Linked DNA regions of Homo sapiens: region 1 is linked to region 2. The links are chromatin loops, found by intact Hi-C in ENCODE. Cell type or tissue: OCI-LY7. All regions are shown on one strand. Links, peaks and the distances in the headings refer to the core of each region. The heading gives the core; the rest is flanking DNA. Region 1 has its middle 22 kb from the start of LINC02493. Region 2 has its middle 9.5 kb from the start of SNORA75B.

Evidence for each region. Hi-C counts contacts between places; a loop is a spot of excess contacts. Peaks named below come from ENCODE experiments on the same cell type or tissue, not always from the same donor. Only the 100,000 strongest peaks of a DNase experiment are listed, where the experiment ranks them.
Region 1: it touches region 2 in a loop (2.3-fold over the local background); 1 of 110 quality-filtered maps calls a loop at or near these places.

Annotation. Positions count from the first base shown.
Region 1 is chr4:17,202,130-17,214,814 of GRCh38, reverse strand. No RefSeq gene overlaps it. Among named protein-coding and RNA genes, the nearest start is that of LINC02493, 22 kb to the right of the region's middle. In OCI-LY7, for the core only: no CTCF peak of the experiment used is centred there; a DNase peak (open chromatin) is centred at 7,564; H3K27ac peaks cover 591 bases.
Region 2 is chr4:17,305,058-17,317,742 of GRCh38, reverse strand. No RefSeq gene overlaps it. Among named protein-coding and RNA genes, the nearest start is that of SNORA75B, 9.5 kb to the left of the region's middle. In OCI-LY7, for the core only: no CTCF peak of the experiment used is centred there; a DNase peak (open chromatin) is centred at 6,102; H3K27ac peaks cover 322 bases.

The sequences.
Region 1 (12,685 bases), core at 2,655-10,654, 100 kb after region 2:
GATGTGAGACGTGGATTCAAGGAGATCATTTTGGAGCTTTAAGATTTGACTGCCCTGCTGGAGTTTGGACTTGCAGGGCCTGTCCCTTCTTGGGGGCCTGTAGCTCCTTTGTTTTCGTCAGTTTCTCCCATTTGGAATTGCTGTATTTACCCAATTCCTGTACCCCTATTGTATCTAGGAAGTAACTAACTTGTTTTTGATTTTACAGGTTTATAGGCAGAAGGGACTTGCCTTGTCTTAGATGAGACTTTGAACTCTGGACTTTTGAGTTAATGCTGAAATGAGTTGAGACTTTGGGGACTGTTGGGAAGGCATAATTGGTTTTAAAATGTAAAGATATGAGATTTGGGAGGGGCCAAGGGTGGAATTATATGGTTTGGCTCTGTGTCCTAACCCAAATCTCACCTGGTGGCTCCCATAATTCCCACATGTTGTGGGAGGAACCTGGTGGGAGATGACTGAATTATGGGGACAGGTCTTTCCTGTGCTATTCTTGTGATGGTGAATGGGTCTCACAAGATCTGAGGGTTTTAAAAATGGGGGGTTCCCTGCACAAGCTCTCTCTTTGCCTGCTGCCATGCACATAAGATGTTAATTGCTCCTCATTGCCTTCCACCATGATTCTGAGGCCTTCGCAGCCATGTGAAACTGTAAGTGCATTAAACCTCTTTTGTAAATTGCCCAGTCTCAGATATGTCTTTTTTGGCATCATGAAAACAGAATAATACACCATGTTATAAAACATGACAATTGATGAACATCCATATACCCATCATCAAGTGTATGGCTTTTGCATTACCTGTAAATTGTTACGTACTTTTTCTCTATCCTCTTCTCCTCTATTTCCTCCTCAGAGGGAACCACTTCTGATGTTTTTTGTTTGTTACTTGTTTTTATCTGAAAACTTTGTTGAATTGCAGCAACAATAGAAAAACAGAAAAATTTGTTGAATTGCAGCAACAATAGAAAAATAGAAAAATTTGTTGGATTGCAGCAACAATAGAAACATTTTAAATTTAAAAATTTTTAACAAAGGTTAACTAACTTTGTGGATATATTTAATAATGTTATACTGCTTTAGGACTTGCTTTTTAAAAAAACTCAACATTATATTTTCCAGAAAACACATTGCTTTTTGTAGCTGCATTTTATTCCTATCCATGGCTATATAATATTCCATTGAGTGAGATCATGATTTGTTATCTATTTTCTTGCCAATAGGTAGTTTCTCCAGTTTTTCTATTATGAACAATGCTTTTGGGAGGATTCATGTATTAGTTTTCACACTGCTATGAAGAACTGCCAGAGACTGGGTAATTTATGAAAGAAAGAGGCTTAATTGACTTACAGTTCCACATGGCTAGGGAGGACTCAGGAAAGTTATAATCATGGCAAAAGGGGAAGCAGGCACCTTCTTCACAAGGTGGCAAGAGAGTGTGAACATGTGAAGGAGGAACTGTCAAACACTTATAAAAGCATCAGATCTTGTGAGAGCTCACTCACTATCATGAGTACAACATGGGGGAACAGCCCCATGATCTAATCACCTCCCACCCAGTTTCTCCCTCGACATGTGGATATTATGGGGATTACAATTCAAGATGAGATATCGGGGGGCACACAGCCAAACCATATCGATTCATGTCATCTAGGTTGTATACTTAAGAATAGAAGAACTGGGGCATTGCCGAAAACTATTTACCATTGTATTTCATCTTTACATTTTAGATATGCCTACCTACTATTCTTTTTTTGCATCTTAGACCTCCCTTCTGGAATCATTTTCCTTTCCCTAAATCATCCTTTAGAAGTTACTAAGTGAGGCCATACACAGTGGCTCACACTTGTAATCCCAGCACTTTGGGAGACCGAGGCAGGTGGACCATTTGAGGCCAGGAATTCGAGACCAGCCTAGCCACCATGGTGAAACCCCATCTCTACTAAAAAATACATAAATTAGCCAAGTGTGGTGGCACGCACCTATAATCCCAGCTACTTGGGAGGCTGAGGCATGATAATCACTTGAACCTGGGAGGTGGAGGTTTCAGTGAGCTGAGATGGCACCATTGCACTCCAGCCTGGGTGACAGAGTGAGAATTGGTCTCAAAAATAATAAGTTACTTAATGAAGACATCACAGTTTCCCATCTCAGCTTTGAAAATGTTGCCAGCTATCACCTTCCCCCAGATTAAAGTTTGAAAAATTATTCTTTGAGGTAAATTGATAACTTAAGAGAAAAGTACTTATGAATAATGACATTTGGGAGTGCCCCTGTCAAAGGGCTGAGTCTTTTGCCCTGTGCCCTCATGTGAAACCTTCAATACCCACAGAGCTGACAATAGCATTTCTCACTTCAGTTTTAAATATGAAAGACAGCCAAGGATATATAGGCACCCATAAAAAAGGGAGTAATCTTTGGAAAAGGAAGACATGGGATTCTGGAAACAGGTTGAATGTGAAGACATTTCCTTAGTAAGTATCGGAAAATTCATCATGAGCAGTACATAGCAGACCTGAAGAGCAGCCATTGGATTGAGCAGCAGAATCGAACCTTCTCGGTGTGATAGATTAAATTATTTGTCTCGAATTCTCCTCCCCTTTTTGCAGACACATCATTGGCACACTCTTATGGTGGGGGAGCTTGGCTTTGAGCTTGCCCATGCGACTTCCTTGGGCATATGGCATGCGGGTTGAAGTAGGAGTTGCCAGCTCTCATTCTAGGTCTCAAGGGATTTGTGTTTCTTATTTCTTTCTCTTGCTTCTATAATCACCATGTAAAGCCCACTAGCTGGCTGGTCCTGGGAGGAAAATGAGATACACATGGTGCAGAGTCAAGCCTGCAGATCCATGAAATTAATGGTAACCTTTTAAGGCAATTGAGCTTTACTGAAGAAATAGCTAACCAATACGAGTAGAGATATGATGGAGATACTATACATCTCCTGATGTGCAAGGAGGAAATACATTATGTGATCCACTTGTAAATAGTATTTTGTAATGTAAACATCAAATACTGATTTAACCAAAATTGAGATACAATAGTTATGTTAGGAGGACAGGGATGCAAAGTGAGTTGATGTGTGTGTGTGTGTGCATGCACACGCTAGTGGGGATTATTTACAAGGGTAAAATACTCTTTTTTCAAAATAGAAAATTGTGAAGAAAAATAGTTTCTCAGTAATATATGTTTTTTTCTTTCATAGTAAGAGAATCTTAGCTAATAGTATGGCTTCTCACTGTAAGGACCAGAGTTCCCAACCTCACCTGCAGTGAGATGGGGCCATTACACTAAGTTCTAAACAATAAGATATAAGTGGAAATAATCCATACATTTCCTGAGTTATATTCTTTTTTTTTTTTTGAGATGGAGTCTCGGTCTGTCGCCCAGGCTGGAGTGCAGTGGCGCGATCTCGGCTCACTGCAAGCTCCGCCTCCCGAGCTCACACCATTCTCCTGCCTCAGCCTCCCAAGTACCTGGGTTATATTCTTAAAGGGAAGCAACAAGCTCCCATTCTCGTCTCCCCATCCCATTGGATGAATTGTGGTCATGGTGATAGCCTGCCTTAGATCAGGTGATTAAGGGTCCTTCTAACTTGATGCTCTGCCATCTGTTACGAAGAAAAACCATTCTTTATTTTAAGGCACTGTCATTTTATTGTCTGTTACAGTATCCAAACCTATATCCTAAGTCAGAAGCGAAAAAGTAACGTATGAAGTCGAACAATCAAGAATGAGTGGTATAAGATATTATTTAGAAATATTTCATTAAATACCAGAAGAAATACTTAGAAGACTTAAAAAAATGTTGCCACAGGGAAGTCTTAAATTTGTAGGGAGAGATAGAATAGGGAACCAGTTATTTGTGCTTTTAAACTATGTACATACATTATTCCCATGAAAATTACATTAAAAATATTTCCCACACAGATTAATACACAATTTTATAATTTGTGATTGCTGTCACCTTGAGTGAATTATGTTCCAACATAGAAAATTGTGATTTAAGGTATTAGAGAAAACACCAAGATAGCAAGAGTTTCATCTGAAACCATACAGCTGCTGACAAAAGTTTGATCAACGACATCACTCTCATGTTTGTAAGCCAAAAGCATACATATATTATAGACTAGAGGATGGTTTCAAAACAACTAGACTATTACATGACAGTCAAGAAATTTGAAAAAAAGTGTTTTGATGCAACTGTGGATTATCACTTCAGGGGTAAATGAAGCACTTACTGGGCATTGTAAGGCTGTAGACCTACTTGCCTGAAGTGTGATCATGATTTAAAATATATATATGGCCCACTTGTGACATGAAATGAAAAATGTTGCATTAGCCTCAGCCACGTTGGAAGAGATGAGAATGTTAATAAGACATTTTGCTGATGTTACTCTTTGGAAACACAGCCTCTTCATATATTGCTTTTACTTAAAAACATGCCTAATACAGCCCCAGTTTTTTAAACTCAGCTTTTAGATGAGCAGGAAATCTAGGAATTCAAAAATAATCAAGGCAATGTGGACAAATGAATTGTTATTCACCAGAGAAAGAGAATCTTAGAATCTTGCAGTATTAGATTTGGAAGGGCCCTTAGATTTAATTTCCTGCAACTGCTTCATTTTTTTAAAAAAAAGGGAGGCCAAATCATGGTAGTTACTGGCTTGGAGTCACTCTGTGACTTAAAGGCACTTCTTCCAGATGAAGAGAGTGAAACACAGAAGCCACAGAGCAAGAGACCGACAAAATAAAAAAAGAGAAGACCATGCCTTGTCTCTCTCCCTGGGGATAGGTCTCTGGTCCACAGGTCAGGCTTGATGTGAGGCATGATTCAGGGCAGGGAGAAGATTTACACTGAGTGAGAAGTTGGAGTTTTCATTTAATTTTTTAAATTTTAATTGTTAACTTTTATATTAAGTTCAGGGGTACAAGTACAGGTTTATTACATAGATAAACTTGTGTCATGGAGGTTTGTTGTACCAATTATTTTATCACCCAGATATTAAGCCTACTACTCATAGGTTGTTTTTTCAGATCCTCTCCCTCCTCCCACCCCCAACCCTTTGAAGGGTCCTATGTGTGTTGTTCCCCTCTTTATCCATGCATTCTCTTCATTCAGCTCCCACTTGAATGTGAGAACATGCGGTATTTGGTTTTCTGTTCCTGTGTTAGTTTGCTACAGATAATGGTAAAGTTTTGATTTTAAAAAGACTAGACTTTTAAATATGTGAAAGTGAATCACAGAGAACTCCAGGAGATTGCTCTTCTAACTAAAAAGTCTTTCGGAATACATGCAGTATGCCATGAAATGTGGTCCAAGGGCAAGCACGGGAGGCCTAACCAGGAGCGGTTGACGGCAGTGATGTAGGAAAAAGAAAACTCTTGCCTAATGGCCATGAGTTCCACACACTCAACAAATCAGTTCATTTGTCTACAACTCATCTCACCTGTGTGCATCCTGCAGCACACCAGGTGGTTGATCTTGGCATTCAGAGAGGTAAGAAGGACACGTGGAGGAGGGAGAAGCAGAGAATGTGGAGTTCAGTTTGCCAATGTTGAGTTTGAGAGATGTGTGGAATATCCACCAGTAGGGATAGTCCTACTCGCAAATGATGAGTAGGGAGTACACTTTCACTTTCTCCTTTAACTCTAAAGCTTAGGAGAAAAGTTTGCAATGGAAGTAGAATTTGAAAGAGACATTCTGTTTTCCATGGTAATTGAAATCATGAAAGGTGATGGCAAATTTCAGAGAGAATACGTAGGTGAGAAGAGAAGAGGCTGAAGATACAGGCCTGAGAGATGGAGACATTTGAAGGGTGAATGAAGAGCAACCCATACTGGAAGATGGGAATGTGTGGCCAGAGATAGAAGAAAAACCAGAAGGAGAAATGTCACAGGACCTGGGAAAAGAAAATGTTTTAAAGAGGAGGAGTTGTGAATAGTGTCGAATGGAGCAAATAAGTAAAAACTGAAGGCTTTGGATTTGGTAAAAGTAAAGTTATTCATGACCTTGGTATGAGACTGTGAGAGAAGTGGAGAGGGTGGAAACACAATATTGAGGGTTGATATGTAGTTTTTAAGATGAGAGGAACTTGAGCACTGTGTTAGTTCATTCTCACACTGCTATGAGGACATATCCAAGACTGGGTAATTTATAAAGAAAAAGAGGTTTAATGGACTCACAGTTCCACATGGCTGGGGAGGCCTCACAATCATGGCAGAAGGTGAAGGAGGAGCAAAGGCACATCTTACATGACAGCAGGCAAGAGAGCATGTGCAGGAGAACTGCCCTTTATAAAACCATCAGATCTCATGAGACTTATTCACTGTCATGAGAACAACATGGGAAACACCCACCCCCATTATTCAATTACCTCCCACAGGGTCCCTCCCATGACAGGTTGGGATTATGGGAGCTACAGTTCAAGATAAGATTTGGGTGGGGACACAGCCAAACCATATCAAGCATGTTTGAAGCTACCAGGAAGCAACTGTAGTTAAGAGAGAGATTACATTGAAAGTAAGAGGGGTTATAGGTGATGGTGTAAGATCCTCAAAAAGGCACAGTGAGACAGGATTAGGAGTCCAAGTGGGAGGAATTAACCCTAAATTTTCAAGAATAGGAGGGATGCATCTTCTTAAACAGGGAACAGAGAAAGAGTTGGTGTGGAGTCATCATGATTATAGTTTTAGCTATTAGTAATAGTAACACACTTGGGCCTCATTAACAAAGGTATGCCATCAACGTCAAAGGAGGTGACAACCTCACTAAACTGTGATCTGGCCAGATGTTCTGGGCAATGCTGTGTGCAGTTTGGATGGCACATCTTCAGTGGGAGATTGACCACCTGGAGGGTTTACTTAGAGGAGTTAAGCCCTGATGATAGTGTCTGAAAATGATTGAAGAACAAGTAAATGTTAGCTTGGAGGAATGCAAATTTGGCAGAGATGCAATCATGGTTTTAAAAGATCTAAAGTAGAGGTCACGGTTGGTCTGTTTTAATATTAGAGGGCAGATATAGGCAATGAGTAGAAGTTATAGGGGGCAAACCTCTTTTCGTGATATAGTATGACTAGAATTTAAGCGTGAACTGACTTTTTTTTTAAGGAATATTAGGGAAAGTGGTGAAAGCTAGCCAAGGTTCCACAGAGAATTTAGGACTACATAAATGTTTCATTCAAAAAGTATTGAGTTTTTATCATGTGCCAGATACTGTGCTGGGTTCTGGCCACACAATCTGAATCAGGCAATTAGCCTGGAACTAAGTGTGGGAAACAGACATATAAAAAGATACTTAAAATACAACCAGCTGCACTTGGCATAGCACACACCATTCTAGAAGATAGCCATAACTATTAATAAAATATTAATGCATTCTATTTATTTATTCATATATCTCACCACAAACACAATTAAGAATTTCATTCTTCTCAGATACAGCATTTTATGGGCCCAATGATAGAACTCTTTAAAGAAAAACACATGGTTGCTCACCACTAATATCAGGTTTTGAAAGGCAGAAGTAAAATTATTTCAGAAGTTTCTGTTCTAATTCTGTGAGAATCAGAAGGAGCACAGGTGCTATATTCAAAATAATTCACTGAACTGAAAAAGAGATGGAGTAATAGATGCCTAGAAATTACACGAAGGCTGTGTAAACACTTCCTAACTACCTGTCATCTATTCGTGTCAATATTTATAAGTCAACAGACATGGTTTTCACGCAATGCCTGCATGTTCATTGGTTAAAGTAATTGGGAGAAACAAAGCCCAACTGAATCTGGAAAATCACGTGAGGGTTTTATGTAATATATCTAAATTTAGTGCAGATACCAACAGATACCTGGGAACATGAGATCAGAGAGTAGAGGTTCCTAATCCAAGCCTGCTGTGGAGTGTGGAGGAAGAGGAGCAGGCTTGAGAGGTGCCTGCAAAGGCACGGAATGGAACCAGTCAGATGGATGGGAGGGAGGGTCCAGGAAAGGGAGACCACAAAGATAAAGTCATGGGTGAACTGACATAGAATGTGTGTGTGTGTGTGTGAACGCGTGTGTGTGTGAACGCGTGTGTATGTATACACCTTTACACCGTGAGCAGTTCAGCAGTTCTGTAGATCAAAAATATGAGGAAAGGTTTCAGTGATGAAATAGATAAAATGGTCTTTAGAGCCTAGTTGAAGTTGAGAGTCATTTGAAGAGATCAGAGTGGGCAAGACTGGGATTAGAGAAACCCTGCCTGTGGTCAGGGTCCAGAAAAAGGTGACAGTACCCAGACCACTGCAGTGAACCAAGGGTAGGGAAAGAAAATGACTTAGAGAAATGCCTGACACTTGGTTTTGAAGGTGATATGATTCAGCTGTGTCCACACCCAAATCTCATCTTGAATTGTAGTTCCCATAATCCCCACGTGTCATGGGAGGGAAGTGGTGGGAGGTAATTACATCATGGGGCAGTTACCTCCATGCTGTTCTCATGATAGTGAGTGAGTCCTCACGAGATCTGATGGTTTTATAAGAGGCTTTTCTCCCTTTGATTGGCACTGCTCTCTCCTGCTGCTTTGTGAAGAAGGACATGTTTGCTTCCCTTTCTGCCATGACTGCAAGTTTCCTGAGGCCTTCCCAGCCATGAGGAACTATGAATCAATTAAACCTCTTTTCGTTAGAAATTTCCCAGTCTTGGGTATTTCTTCATAGTAGCCTGAGAATGGACTAATACAGAGATGCTGTAGGATTTTGGATTTTGCAGTAGAGGAAAGAGCATTGATCAGAGTTTCAGGAAATAAACACAGTATCATTCTGGTTTGCCCGATGTGACCACATGTATTCCTGTGGCAGACCCATTCACCTACTATGCCTCAGTTTCTTACTTGCTTGCAGTCTCAGTTACCACTGCAAAATGGGGCAACCTAAGGAGAAGACAGCAAAGGTTCCTTCAAGCACAACAGTTCATGAGTATATTGTTTTCAGCTCTGGATAAGCAAAGCACAGTAACACCTTCATTCAGAATTTCTAATTACAAATATTTGAGACCAACAACGTGTCAGACACTGTGCTGTGATAAATATTTTCCTGCTTTTAGAGGGGCAGATTAGGTCCTCGTCCCCAGAACAAGCTTATTCCCCTCCCTGCTGGAGAGGAGATTTTCACCTTCATGCTTATTCTCCTAGGAACCAGAACCATTAGGCATGATTAAAACCAGGTCTTATCTGGAGTTGAAGCTGGTGCTCTGAGATGAAAATACTAGGTTCTGTGAAATAAACTTATTGTAAGGATAAAAGAACTCACAGAATGCTGGCCCTGACCTAGCAACTCATCTGTACTCAAAGTGAGCCATTAAGAATCATCATTTATCTTCATTGCGGTAATTTGTCCTTTTATGAAAGAATTTCTGGATGTGTGCTTTTACCACTCTTAGAAAGCTGGTAGTTTTGACAAATTCACAAAATAGGTTTCTAATTCCATTCTGCTCCTATCGCATCCCAGTAATTCTCACATTATTTCTGGAAGATTAGCAGACACACAGTTGTAGTGAGATAATTAGTATTCATAGGAGATAATAACATCAAGGGGTTTTGTTGCTCTTAGAATCTAAATGAAAATACAAGGATAGCAAAAGCTGGATTTGTGGTAATTTCTTGGCACAAATTGAGTGCTTGTTTAAATTTTAATGTCACAGATGAGATTGTGTAATGCAAACATGTTGGATAAGTCACTGACAGGAAAGTAGACTTTGTTTACTTTATCCTTAGTGTCCTACCTGTAAACAAAGGCATTGCTCTTTTTGCAGAACTCCCGTTCTGCTATGAAATGGTTAATCTTGAGAACTGTTTCAGGCAATAAAATACTGACTGGAATCTTTCCGACAATACTTTACTTCTTGATTTTTTTTTATGACTAATTGAAATGAAAGCCTGGGGAAGCTTAATGTGAAGGAAACACTATGTGCTCTGTGCGGTGATTCTGTGAAGGGGTGTATGTGGTGGGGAGCTCTCTGCTCTGGAATTTTAAGTTAGAGATCTAACTGAAGAATCAATATTTCAATTAGATGCTGTAGTGGGTTTGGGATTACTGTTACTGTAGCTGAAAGATTGCTAGGTATTTTCTTGGGAGGAGTCATTACTGTGAGCTGTTTTTTTATTTTCTTTTTAATCATTGCTCCCAGAGTCTGTCTACTTTGTCTGAGTTTGAACCACTGAAGTGGCCAGCTAGAAAAGACCCAGAAATGTAAATTATTATTACTTCCCTAAAGGCTGCTAACATCTGCAGCAGCCATTTGAGGGAAAGTCACCATTGTCTATTATTTTGTAACATCCTAGGATCTGTGACCCTTTGAACTGGGAGGACCAGTCCCACCATTTTTTTTTTTTTTTCGAATAGTGCTTCCACTGATCACCTGGAGGTGTGGTCAGTGAGAAAGTGACAAGGCACGGTGTGGGTGGACCTCCTCCCCTTACCCTGGATTCAGTCAACTAGAGTAACTCCCCTTTCATCTATTTTATATGTTGAGTTTATGTGAGATTTGATTTCCAAGATAATTTCATTATCTATGAGTGAAACATGATTAATGCCAAGTCAACCTTTCTGACTTTCCTCACAGATGGTCATCCAGGTCCTACTGAGCCACTTCTAGGGTAGGGCATTCAGGAATTTGTCATTTTAAGTAAAGTCACCACTAGCACCACCACCAACCAAATGGTTTACTTCTCAGAATTTGAAATATTTGAACCAAGATAGTCTCATCTGACTTTGAAAGCTTTTCATCCTCAGAACCACATTTTGTCACCAAATGCTATTTTCTTAGTATGGCCAAGAATAACCATACAAATTAGTTATGATCATCCTGGGAATAAATGGAATGTTTTTCCCTCTTCCTTCTGATTTTTCCAAAAGAGGCTCAGTAACTGCATGAAGCAATCACTCCTCCCGTCCTTTTCATCTGTGTTTCTTTCAATATTTATGGAGTTTTTAGCAATAGTGTATCACACAATTTAGACCATGATCTGAGAGAGTTGTTCGGAAATGTTTGTTCCTATCCAACAATCTTATATGGCCAAAATTACTACTCCATGAGTACTGGTTTTGCATCCTTGGTATAATGAAAGCAAAGAGCATTGGCTGAATTGTATAAAATGATATTTTTGTGTATCTGTTTTTTCTACTAGTTCTTTGAGAGCAGGAATTATATTTTAGTCAACTACCCCCATCCCCTAGAGCACTGCCTAATCACAATAGGTGCTTAATAAATGCAGTTTTAAAATCTGGAATCAGAGCACCTGTGTTTAAGTCTCTTCCAAGACATTTACTTGCTGTTTGACCATCAGTGAAACATTTCATTCCCTGAGCTTCTACTTCCTTACATGTAACTTAGTGAAAATAAGAGTATTACCTCAGGTTGTTGAAAGAATTGAATGAAAGACCATGAAACACTGTCAAAAGCCTGAGAGAAGAAATAAACAGATTATCTGAAGAATTCATAGTCTAAGAATTTATCAAGATATTTAAAACTTTGTCCTAGGATCAAATTGAATCATAGAAAGGCCATGTACTTGCAACATATTACTCAGCCTCTCACAGAATGTCTTTAATGAAACTATTGTTAATTATAACTTTTCAGTTATTTTGGTGTATATTGAAATATACTATAAAAACAGTTAAAAGGATCTTGCAAATGTATTACTTAAAGGAATGTTGACAAGGAAGATATTCTACTATGATGCTCAGAACTCCCTATATACTCATTATATATCTAGTGTCATGAAAAAATTAAATTTTTAAAGAACTATTACAGTTTGATATTTGGGAATGATCTAACTATGTCTCCATTTTTCCTTTGGCTGCTGGTAAGCTCAGAATCAAATTTGAGGCTCAATTAGAGAAAATACAATTTTCCACCAAAAACAATAAGGATAATTGATCTGATTATTCTTTTTGGTTTGCAGTATTTGTGCTTTTGTATTACATCGTCTTGATTTATTTTTTAAACTATGCTTTTATCTACTATGGAATTTCACATTCATGGGAGATATTTTTAAATTGTTTCATTGAATGTTTCTCAAATTACTTGTGGAACAAAAAAATTAACTTGATACTTAAGATAGCTGAATATAAAATAACATTTTGAGAAATTTAAGTATCTATGGTGGAAATGGCTAGCACCTGGCCCATCTTATAAAAAATGCAGAACAAAATTGAAATTGATCCTAACAGATATCTTACTGTTAGAATTTGGGATGAAATTTCTGCCAGCTATAAGATTGATTATGTTGGATTAAAAAAATTAGAGATATACCCATGAATCATTAAATAAAACCAACGGGCTCTGCCTGGCTGATAAATTATAATTCGCTGTCACATTCTTAGAGATTCATCTCCATAAATAAGTGCTGAATGTAGGAGCTGTGGCTGGGAGAACATTTATTCCATTGACTCATAGTGCCAGTGGTCTAGGTGTGGACATCTTCCTTGTAGTAGGCATTGTGTGTGTGTACGTTGGGGGAATGATATTTAATATCCAACCTCTTCCTCTTTAGGGATAGCTCACACGATGTGTATAGATTTGGTGGGATGCAGACTGCTTACTACCATATGAAAAATGAAATCTGGGAGGTTCTTATGACAGCCCCTAGTAGCTTAGAGCATGAGCACATAATTTAAGTTGATCCAAAATGCATGCAACCTGAGACTCT
Region 2 (12,685 bases), core at 1,989-9,988:
GCAACTATAATTTCAAAGCAGGATTAGGTTGAAATAACGAGGTCACCAAGTTGTGGTTACCAAGGCAACGTCACATCTAAGAATATGGGATGCTTCTAGGAGATGAGGCAAAGCCTGGAGCATTTCTCTCCCCCTTGTGCAAAAATCACCCACTTCCTAGATAAAAATTGCTTATTAATTGCTTTTGAACATATTTTATTCTTTATTTTTAGGAACCAGTTTATAAATTATAACCTGATTTACAGTTCCATTTTTAAACTAGTAATACATATCAGAATAATCGTTGTTTTCTCCTCCCTTTTTGGATTCACATGTACTTTTTTCAAGTTTCATTCTCTCCTTCATCCTTTCCTCTCTTTCTTCCTCTCTTCCTCCATTCCTTCCTTCCTTCCCTCCTTTCTTCCTTCTTTCATTTCTGTTTTAATATTGCAGGAAAAAGCCATGGAACAAAAAAGAGGAAATTGAGAGTTGGGTGCTCCCTTGTTCAGACCTTGAGATGACAAAATTGTGATAAGTGACAGAAGCTGTAACCTACACCCACAATACTCATTTGACCCCTTAAAAACTACTGAGCACAAGAGAGAATAACCTTGGTCTTCATTGTTGTTTCTTAAAATTTCAACCCACCTTTACAATTGTGGACTATGGAGGTAAAGCAGGAAAGAGGGAGAAGACCCACAGTCTGTTTCTGATCAATATCAGCTATCAGTCCAAATAATTCCCACCAATTACCTCTTTTTTCCTCTGTATTCATTTCTGTATCTGAGTTTTTCAGATGATAGCTTCAAGTTTCTTCATTTTATAAAAAGCAGGCTTCTTTTAATATGGGCTTGTGTTTGTGAAGCACGGATTTTACATAGGTCTCTTTTTAAAAAGAATATTTCTGACCTAGTGTTGAATCACTGGACATGGTACAGTGTGATTGGAACCCTCAGATTCCTTTGCATTACAACATGACTGCTCTTTAGGATATGTTAACTATTCACCTTTTGCCCTGGCTTTGCATAAAGAATTTGAAGTGTGCTTAAAACCATGCCAGTGTACAGTATTTTCCATCTCCTGGAAATCTATGTCAAAGGAGTCTCATTGCCTTGAGAATGTGTTTAGTTTTCAGCCTGGGAGGATGGAAACCATACAGGCTCTAGAGCCCACCAGATCTGGGTTTGAGGCACTGCTGTGTGACCATGGACAGGTAAAGTCACATCTCTGACTATCTTCACAGGGCAGTTTGAGGACAGAATGAGATATCATGGAAACAGCTCTTAGCTCAACGTCTGATGTGTATGTAGCTCGGGCCTCAAAATGAATCTCCTAATTCAAAAATAATAAAGATGTATATGAAGTTAATCTTTATCTTTGCAGTCTCGCTCCCTCCCTATCTTTTCCCTCTTTATCCTTGGAATAGTTTTTATAAAATGCAAATCAGATTATATTGTGTCCTCGCTGTACTGGGTTAAATTGGGTCCCTCCAAAATTCACTTCCATGTGGAACCTGGGAATATGACTTTTTGGAAATAGGGTCTTTTTGGATGTAATCAACTTAATAATAAAGTCATAGTGGATCATGGTGGCTCTGAAATTCACTGTGACTGGTGGTTTTACAAGAGAGAGATTTGGACAGAGATACCTACAGAGAGAAGGCCATCTGATGACAGAGGGAGGGTTTGGAGTGATGTGTCTATAAGTCAAGGAACACCAAAGATTGCTGACAGCCAGCAGAAGCTAGGAAGAGGCTAGGAGGGATTCTCCTCTCGAGCTTTCAGAGGGAGCACGGCCCTCACCATACCTTTGTTTCAGACTTCTGGCCCTCAGGACTATTAGAAAATGCTTTTCTGTTGTATTAAGCCACTTGGTTTGTGGTTAATTTGTTACAGTGGCCCTAGGAGATTAACACACCTGCTTAAAATCCTGCTGTGGTTCTTCCTGTCATTAAAGTGAGGTCCAGGGTCCTCAACCTTGCTCAAGTCCCCTAGGATCTGCTCCCTGGTGGTATCCCCATTCATTTATCTGAACTTGAGGCTCCATTGGTCCTGACAGCTTTCAATCTGCCAGGTAGAGCTCTGTTTTACCCTTGAGGTGGCACCATCTGCCCATCTCTTCTTAGAACATGCTCTCTCACCAGTCACCTGGTTAACTAGAGGTATCAGCTAAATGTCCTTTCCTCAGAGGTCTTTCCAATACATAGATTGTGTAAGCATCCCTTCAAGTACTCTTACAATGCTCTTCAACATTTCTCCAGTTACTTAGTAGGAAGGTTGGTCTTTCCTGCTAGACTCTAAGCTCAAAGAGGTAACAACGAATTCCTTTTCTTGCTCACTGCTGTGTTCCTGTGTCCCAGCATGGCATCTGGCATTGTGCATGCCCACGGTTAGTATGAATTGAATGGTGCAATGAATGAATGACCGAGGAAATAACTGTTTGGCATATGGTTAAAACTCTTAGTAAGATTTGGTGAGATGTTGAAATCCTGCCGATAGATTCAGAGATAAATTAATTGCTAATTTGCAATTTGAGTTGATTACCATTAGCCAAAAGTGATAGTGATTTTGACTGGTTTCATGAAATACAGAACCAAAGCCCTCCCCCTTCCCATTTGATTGTCTATGTTTAACTAAAAATTAATATATGCTCATTGTAAAAAATTAAAATATTTCAGCCTGGGCAACCTTATCTCTACAAAAAATGCAAAATTTAGCCAGGTGTGGTGGTGTACCCCTGTAGTCCCAGCTACTAGGGAGGCTGAGGTGGGAGGATTGTTTGAACCCAGGAGGCTGAGGCTGCAGTGAGCCATAAGCATGCCACTGCACTCCAGCCTGAATGACAGAACAAGGCTCTGTCTAAAAAAAAAAAATTAAAGTTCAATGAACAGTAAGTTTTCCTTACATGTCGGAACCATGTCTCCCACTGCCTTCCTTAGAAGCAACAACTATGACTTTCTTTTGTAGCCAAGTAGAGATATTTTAAGCATACAAAATGCATATTATACACAATGTTTTGCAGTTTGCTTTGTTCATTTAAAATATACCATAGAGGCCGGGCATGGTGGCTCACGCCTGTAATCCCATCACTTTGGGAGGCTGAGGTGGGCAGATCACGAGGTCAGGAGATCGAGACCATCCTGGCTAACGTGGTGAAACCCCATCTCTACGAAAAATACAAAAAATTAGCCGGGCGTGGTGGCAGGCGCCTATAGTCCCAGCTACTCGGGAGGCTGGAGCAGGAGAATGGCGTGAACCCGGGAGGCGGAGCTTGCAGTGAGCCGAGATGGCGCCACTGCGCTCCAGCCTGGGCAACAGAGTGAGACTCTGTCTTAAAATGCACCATAGAATTTATTTTATATTGGCATGCATAGATAGATCTCATTCTTTTTTATTGGCTGCAAGATCCTCTATTTTGTTCATGTTCCATGATTTATTTAAGTAGCCCACTAATGTTAGAGATTTACATAGTTTCCCATCTTTTGATATTAGAAACAAAGCCCCAATAAACTGTATTTTTGTGAGACTATAACTGTAGGATAACTTTTTAAAGGTGGCATTGCTATGCGCTTAAAAACGTTATATGGTCAGACTCTAACCCAACCATAAATATATTAGAAGTGACCAATTGCAGAAAGAGAATAACTTTGATAGAAAAAAATTAAAGGTATAAAGAGTGCATGAAGTAGCTATTTGGTGGATTATTACAGATTAACTTTTTGTCTTAGATCTGCCTATTTCTTTTTTTTATGTGGGCCAACAGGGTCTAAAGAAAATGGCTGTTAAGCAAGAGAACCAATAGCTCAGTTAAAAAATGGGCAAAGGACCTGAATAGACATTTTTCAAAAGAAGACATACAAATGGCCAATGGGCATTTGAAAAAATGCTCAGCATCACTAATCATCAGGGAAATGCAAATTAAACCATAATGAGATATCACCTAACACCTGTTAGAAGTGCTATGATCAAAAAGACAAAAGATAACAAGTATTGGCAAGGATGTGGAGAAAAGGGAACCCTTGTATACTGTCAGTGGGAATGTAAATTAGTATAGCCTCTATGGAAAAGAGCATTGAGGTTCCTCAAAAAATTAAAAATAAAACTACCATATGACCCAGCAATTTCACTACTGAATATATATTCAAAGGAAATGAAATTAGTATGTTGATGAGATATCTGCACTCCTGTGTTCATTGCAGTATTATTCACAATGGAAAGACATGGAAACAACCTAAGTGTCCATTGATGGATGAATGGATAAAGGAAATGAGGTATAAATACACGCTGGAATACTATTCAGCCTTAAAAACAAAGGATGTCCTGTCATTGTGACACCATGGATGAACTGGAGGACATTATACTAAATGAAACAAGCCAGGCACAGAAAGACAAATACTGCGTGATCTCACATATGTGGAATCTAAAATGTCCAACTCATAGAAGCTGCCAGCAGAATGGTGGTTGCCAGGACTTGGAGTGGGAGATAAGGAGATATTGGTGAAGTGTTACAAAGTTTCAGGTAGACAGGATGAATAAGTTCTGGAGATCTATTGTACAGCATGGTGACTATACTTAATAATACTGTCTTGTATACTTGAAAATTGCTAAGAGAATAGCTCTAAAATGTTCTCAGTGCAAAAAATAAGTATGTGAGTTGATGCGTATGTTAGTTAGCTTGATTTAAACATTTTACAATGTACACGTATGTCAGAACGTCACATTGTACACTGTAAATATGTACAATTTTCATTTTTCAATTATACCTTAATAAATCTGGAAAAAGAAAAGAGAGAAAAAGCCTTCTAGACAAATTCTGAAATTATGATTCTAATTATTATTATTTTCTTTTATCAGCTATATGGCTAATTTTGATATTGGCTAGATTTTTAATGTAGCATATTAAAGAGGAGAATCAAATTAGTTTAAAAAAGGAGTACTGGCTCAAAACAATTTTGCATTATTAAAAACTAAGCACAAGCAATATCTTGCTTGAATTTCAGAAAGATTTAGTAATTATTTTGAGTTTACTATGCTAATCAGGAGTATGTGTGTCAAAATCCTTTAAAAAAACAGGACATTGGCCAGGTGTGGTGGCTCATGCCTGTAATCCCAGCACTTTGGGAGGCCGAGGTGGGTGGATCATGAGGTGAGGAGATGGAGACCATCCTGGCCAACATGGTGAAATCCCGTCTCTACTAAAAATACAAAAATTAGCCAGGCATGGTGGGGTGTGCCTATAGTCCCAGCTAATGAGGAGGCTGAGGCAGGAGAATAGCTTGAACCCGGGAGGCAGAGGTTGCAGTGAGCTGAGATCATGTCATTGTACTCCAGCCTGGGGTCAGAGAGAGACTCCGTCTCAAAACAAACAGACAAACAAACAACACCAAAAAAACCAGGACATCAACAGAATTGGAAAATTCACAGAACCAAGATTCAAAATACCCAACACAATTTTGAAGACTCAAGATATTTGTAAATCAGAGGATGAAGGAACTGATCCCGAAAAATTAAGACATATTGCAGTGTTCTTGGAGATAGGGGGAATATGCCCATAGAAAAATGGCTAGTTTTCAGGACTAGGAGTGCTAGGAATTTATTTCAATATTCATTGATTAAGCACTCATGATATGTACAGTTTTAGAGTAGAAGAGAGATGACTTTCAACCAGAAGGTGCTGGAACTTGTAATTGAAGACAACTATTTGTAAGGACAAGGAATGTTTTATTCTTTCAAATTCCTACTGAATAAAAAGAAATATAAATTACTAAAAATCATTTTTACCTTAAATGTGTGGCTAACCTTTAACCCAGTAATTCCGTATTTATAAATTTATCCTAAAGGAGACAACCTTGAATATACCCTTGCTCCCCTCAGAAAGGAAAAAAGAGACAAAGATAGATAGACACACCTGCACATGCACATATTATATGTGTGTATATATAGTATATATACATATATACATCTATATATGTGTATGTGTGTGTGTGTGTGTATATATATATATATATATATATATATATATATATATAGAGAGAGAGAGAGAGAGAGAGAGAGAGAGAGAGAGAAATAGGGAAACAGAGAAAGGGTGGATCCCCCTTGCGTTGCCTCTTGGAGATCTGAGTAACCTCTTATGTCTTGTTGTTTGGTTCCTGCTTCCTGTTTCTTTTCATGCAGCTTCCGTTTTTTAAAAAATTTCAATTTCAACTTTTTAATTTTAGAGTCGGGGCTACATGTGCAGGTTTGTTGCCTGGGTATATTTTGTGATTCTGAGTTTTGGGGTATGATTGATTCCATCACCCAGGTAGTGAGTGTAGTACCCAATTGTTAGTTTTTCAACACTTGCCCCTCTTCCTCCCTTTCCCCTTTAGTAGTCCCCAGTGTCTATTGTTCCCATCTTTGTGTCCGTAAGTACCCAAAGTTTAGCTCCCACTTATAAGTGAGACATGATATTTGGTTTTCTGTTCCTGCATTAGTTCACTGAGGATAATGGCTTCCAGCTCCATCTAACTTGCTGCAAAAGACATTATTTCATTTCCTTTTATGGCTGAGTAGTATTCCATAGTGTATATAGACTGTATTTTCTTTATCCAATCCACTGTTGATGGGCATCTGGATTGATTCCATGTCTTTGCTATTGTGAACAGTATGGTGATAAACATATGAGTGTATGCATGTGTCTTTTTGTTAGAATGATTTATTTTTTTTTTAATTTCAATAGTTTTTGGGGAACAGGTGGTGTTTGGTTACATGGATGAGTTCTTTAGTGGTGATTTCGAAGATTTTGGTGCACCCATCACCCAAGCAGTGTACACTCTACCCAATGTGTAGTCTTTTATCCTTCACCCACCTCCTGCACTTCCCCTTGAGTCCCCAAAGTCCACTGTATCATTCTTATGCCTTTGTGTCCTCATAGCTTAGGTCTCACTTATAAGTGAGAACATATGATCTTTGGTTTTCCATTCCTGAGTTACTTCATTTAGAATAATGGTCTCCAGCTCTATCCAGATTGCTGCAAATACCATTATTTCATTCCTTTTTATGGCTAAGTGGTATTCCATTATATATATATATATATATCACATGATTTATTTTTTTTTGGATATATATATCCAGTAATGGGATTGCTGGGTCAAATGTTCTCTTTTTAGTTCTTTGAATAATCTCCAAACTGCTTTTCACAGTGGCTGAGCTAATTTACATTTTCACCAACAGTGTATAAGCATTCCCCTTTCCTTGCAGCCTCACCAACATCTGTTGTTTTCTGACTTTTTAATAATAGCCATTTTGAGTGGCATGAGATGGTAGGTATCTCATTGTGGTTTTGGTTTTCAGTTCTCTGATGACTAACGATGTTGAGCATTTTTTCATGTGTTTGTTGGCTACTTGTATGTCTTCTTTTGAGAAGTATCTATTCTTTTGCCCACTTTTTAATAAGGTTATTTGTTTTTTTTACTTGTTGAGTTGTTTAAATTCCTTATAGATTCTGAATATAGACCATTGTGAGCTGCACAGTTTGCAACTATTTTCTCCCATTCTGTAGGTTGTCTATTTACTCTGTTGGTAGTTTCTTTTGATGTTCAGAAGCCCTTTAGTTTAATTAGGTCTCACTTGTCATTTTTTGTTTTTGTTGCAATTGCTTTTGAGGACTCAGTCAGAATTTTTTTCTCAAGTCTGATTGTTCAGATTGGTATTTCCTGTTTTATTTTTCTAAAATTTTCAGTCTGAGGTTTTACATTTAAATCTTTAATCCATCTTGAGTTAATTCAGTTTCTTACATGTCTTTCAGATATGGGATCTAGCCTCTTCATCTATTCTGGGGTAAAAACACACACACACACACACACAAACAACCCAACAAAAGTGTTATTTAAGAGACAAGATTTGTGGGGACATATTCCCTGCACTGTTCTGTTCTCCTGGATTGGTTTGGTCACCATGTCACTAGGGATCCTCTCCTGACCTGTCCCCACTCAGCACCTACCACCACATCCTGCCCTTGCCTGTTTCTCTGTCTCTCTCTCTTTCTCTCTCTCCCTCTCATCTCTCCTCCATGCTATGTCTTTCACTCTGCCTCTCTAGAACAATGAGAAAATTCATCTTCTTGTTTCAGTAAGTGCAGTAAACGCTTTCTTGAAGTTTTGGGGGCCAGTTGCCATATACCCCTTGGAATCTCAGTGTAACCCCAAGCTCTTAATAAGGGATTTCCCCTTAAAGTTTTTCTCCTAAGAGAAATTTTGACACTATGCATTTGAATAATATTTTATTTTTTTATGCCTCTCTATTTTTAGTAAATATTTGAAAACAATCTAAATGGTCATGAGCAGAAGAATGGCTAGATAAATTTTTATCATAACCTAGATTGACTACTATGCAGTCCTAAAATTATATTTACAAAGATATTCATTCTTCAATTCATGTATTCATTTATTAAGTATGTACTGAGGGCCTATTATGTTTTGAGAGCTATGTTGGTCATGTGAACAAGAGGGACAAAATCCCTGTTATAATCTAACAGGGAGAACAAATGTAAAACTAATATTTTTACATTAACTGATGAAGTGTGGTTTTGATAAGTGCTATAATGAGCAGTAGCAGGTGCTAGGAAATTGTAGAAGGGAACCAGAATTGAACTAGAGAAAGTAAACTTTTAAGGTGGTGTCTGAAGCTCAGTTATCTAGGCAAGGAGGCAGTAAGTGGTAGTGGGGGCGAATTCCAGCAGAGGGAACAGCATTTGTGAAGACCCTGGTGTGGAAAGAAACGGACTGAGTTCAAGGAACAGAAAGAGGGTCAATGAGGCTGGAGTGTGCAGAGCAAAGCAGGGATGACATTAAGTGCAGCTGGAGAAGGTGCCAGGGTCAGAACATGCAGAGCCTTATGGACACATTACCAAATTTGGACTTTTGTCTTAAAAATAGAGGAAAGACATTGATGGTTTTAAGCAACAGGATTACATGAGATTTGAGTGTTTTTTTTTTTGTTGTTGTTGTTTGTTTTGTTTTCTTTTGTTTTGTTTTCTTAACACAGTCTTGCTCTGTCACCCAGGCTGGAGGTGAGATCCTGGCTCACTGCAACCCCTGCCTCCTGGGTTCAAGCAATTCTTGTGCCTCAGCCTCTCAAGTGGTTGGGATTATAGGCATGTGCCACCATGCCTGGCTAATTTTTGTATTTTTAGTGGAGATAGGATTTTGTCATGTTGGCCAGGCTGGTCTTGAACTCCTGGCCCCAAGTGATCTGCCCGTCGCTGCCTCCCAAAGTGCTGGGATTACAGGTGTGAGCCACCGTGCCCAGATGAGATTTGAATTTTAAAAGATCATTCTTGCTGCAGTGTAGAATCAAATGTTAAAGACCAAGAGTATACATAACAGAACCAATTAAAGAGTTACTGAAGGTGTTCTGGCAAGAGATGCTGGTGGGTTAAGCTAGTGCCTCTCAGCCAGAGGTAGTTTTAACCCTCAGTATGCAACCCACACTTTTTGACAATAGATGGAGACTTTTTTTCTGAAATTAATCTAATGACTCCAGCTTTCTTTGACTAATGTTAACAGGATATATTTTTCTCTACCACTTTTCTTTTAACCTGTCTGTGCCTTTGTGTTTAAAATGAGTTTCTTGTAGACAATAAGGTCTTTTTTTATCATTTTTTTAAAAAAACAATTACAATCTCTGTCCTTTAATTGGCATGTTTAAGCCAATTTATATGTAAAGTGATAATTGATATAGTTGAATTACTGTCTGCCATGTTTATCATCATTTTCTTTTTGTTGTACTTTTTTTTGTTTCTTTTTTCTTCTCTTTTTCTGCCTTCTCTGGTTTTAATTGAACATTTTATACCATTCCATTTTCTCTCCACTCATAACTTATCAATTATACTTCAATTGTACTAAAACTTTTTTGTAGTAGCTGGCCTAGCGTTTGCAGTACACATTTACAATGCACCTAAGTCTCTTTTAAGTAACTCTATATTGCTTCATAGGTAACATAGGTATCATATAACAGCACACTCTCAATTTCTCTCTCCCATCCTATAGCATTGCTTTCACTCATTTCACGTATGCATATCCTATAATCACACAACACATTGTTATTACTTTGAACAGTTTTCTATTTGATCAGTTAAGAATAAGAAAAAATAGTTCCAGGTCTTACATTTCAGTCTTTAATCCATCTTGAATTAATTTTTGTATATGGTGAGAGATAAGGCTCCAATTTCATTCTTTTGCATATGGCTATCCAATTTTCCCAGTACCGTTTAATGAGTAATATGTCCTTTCCTCATTGTATAGTTTTGTCAACTTTGTTGAGGATCAGTTGGTGGTAAGTATGTGGCTTTATTTTTGGGTTCTATATTCTGTTCCATTGATCTATGTGTCTATTTTTATACCACTACCATGCTGTTTTGGTTACTATAGCCTTGTAGTATAATTTGAAGTTAGGTAATGTGATGTCTCTAGCTTTTTTCTTTTTGCTTAAGACTGCTTTGGCTATTTGGGCTCTTTTTTGGTTTTGTATGAATTTTAGAATGATATTTTCTAATTCTGTGAAAAAAACATTGGCTGTTTGATAGGTATTGCATTGAATCTGTATATTGCTTTGGGAAATATGGTTGTTTTTAATATTATTGATTCTTCCACTCCATAAGCATGATATATTTTTCCATTTGTTTCTGTCATCTATGATTTCTTTCATCAGTTTTTTTTTGTAGTTCTCTTTGTAGAGATCTCTTACCTAGTTTTTTTTTTGTGGTTATTGTAAAGAGATGAACTCCTGATTTGGTTCTCAGCTTGAACATTATTGACGTATAGAAATGCTACTGATTTTTGTATCCTGTTGATTTTCTGTCCTGAAACTTTACTTCAGTAATTTATCAAGTCTAGTAGTCTTTTGGAGGGGTCTTTATGTTTGTCTGTGTATAAGGTCATGTCATCAGTGACCAGAGATAATTTGATTTTCTCTTTTCCAATTTCGATGCCTTTTATTTCTTTCTCTTGCCTGATTGCTCTGGCTAGACTGGAAACTATAAAAATCCTATAAGAAAATCTAGGAAAAACTCTTCAGGACATTGGCCTAGGCAAAGAATTTATGACTAAGACCTCAAAAGCGAATGCAACGAAAACAAAAATAGACAAATGAGACTTCATTAAACTAAAAAGCTACTGCACAGCAAAGGAAATAATCAACAGAGTAAACACACAAGCTACAGAATGGGAGAAAATACTTCCAAACTATGTATCTGATAAAGGACAAACATCCAGAATATACAAGAAACTCAACTCAATGAGAAAAAAACAAATAACTCCATTAAAAAGTGGGCAAAGGACATGACAAACATTTATCAGAAGAAGGCATACAAGTTCTCAAAAATATATAAAAACAACATCACCAATTATCAGATAAATGCAAATCAAAACCACAATGAGATGCCATCTCATACCAGCCAGAATTGGCTGTTATTATAATTTATTTTATTTTAAGTCCCTGGATACATATGCAGGATGTGCAGGTTTGCTACATAGTTAATTGTGGGCCATGGTGGTTTGCTGCACCTATCAACCCATCAGCTAGGTATTAAGCCCTCCATGTGTTAGCTGTTTATCCTGATGCTCTCCATCCTCCTGCACCTTACCGCCTACAGGCCCCAGTATGTGTTTCCCTCTCTGTGCCCATGTCTTCTCATTGTTCAGCTCCCACTTAAAAGTGAGAACATGCAGTGTTTGGTTTTCTGTTCCTGCATTAGTTGCTGAGGATAATGGCTTCTGGCTCCCTCCATGTCCCCGCAAAAGACATAGTCTCATTCCTTTTTGTGGCTGCATAGTATTCCATGGTGTATATGTAGCACATTTTCTTTATCCAGTCTATCATTGATGGGAATTTGGGTTGACTCCATGTCTTTGCTATTGTGAATAGTGCTGCAATGAACATACGCATGCATGTATCTTTATAATAGAATGATTTATATTCCTTTGGGTATATGTTCAGTAATGGAATTGCTAGGCCAAATGGTATTTCTGGCTTTAGGTCTTTGAGGAATTGCCACACTGTCTTCCACAATGATTGAACTAATTTACATTCCCACTAAGACTGTAAAAGCATTGCTTTTCTCCACAGCCTCGCCAGCATCTGTTGTTTCTTGACTCTTTAATAATGGCCACAGAGTCAAAAAACAGCAGATGCTGGCGAAGATGCAGAGGAGAGGGAATGCTTATACCCTGTTGGTGGGAATGTAAATTAGTACAACCTCTATGGAAAGCAGTATGAAGATTTTTCAATGAACTAAAAATAGAGTTAACATTTGATCCAGCGACTCTAGTATTGAATATCTACCTAAAGGAAAAATATTATATATATATATGTTTATTGCAGCACTATTCACAATAACAAAGTCATAGAATCCACCTAAGTGTCCACCAATGGTGGATTAGATAAAGAAACTTTAATATATATAGACAATGGAATGCTATGCAGTCACAAAAAAGAATGAAATCATGTCTTTTGCAGCAACGTGGAGGAAGCCGGAGTTCATTATTCTAGGTGAAATAACTCGGAAACAGAAAATCAACTACTGCATGTTCTCATTCATAAGTGGGAGCTAAACAGTGGGTACACATGGACATACAAAAGGAAATAATAGACACTGGAGACTCCAAAAGGGGAGAGGTGGGGGTGGTTGAGGGTTGAGAAATTACCTATTGGGTACAATGTTTACTATT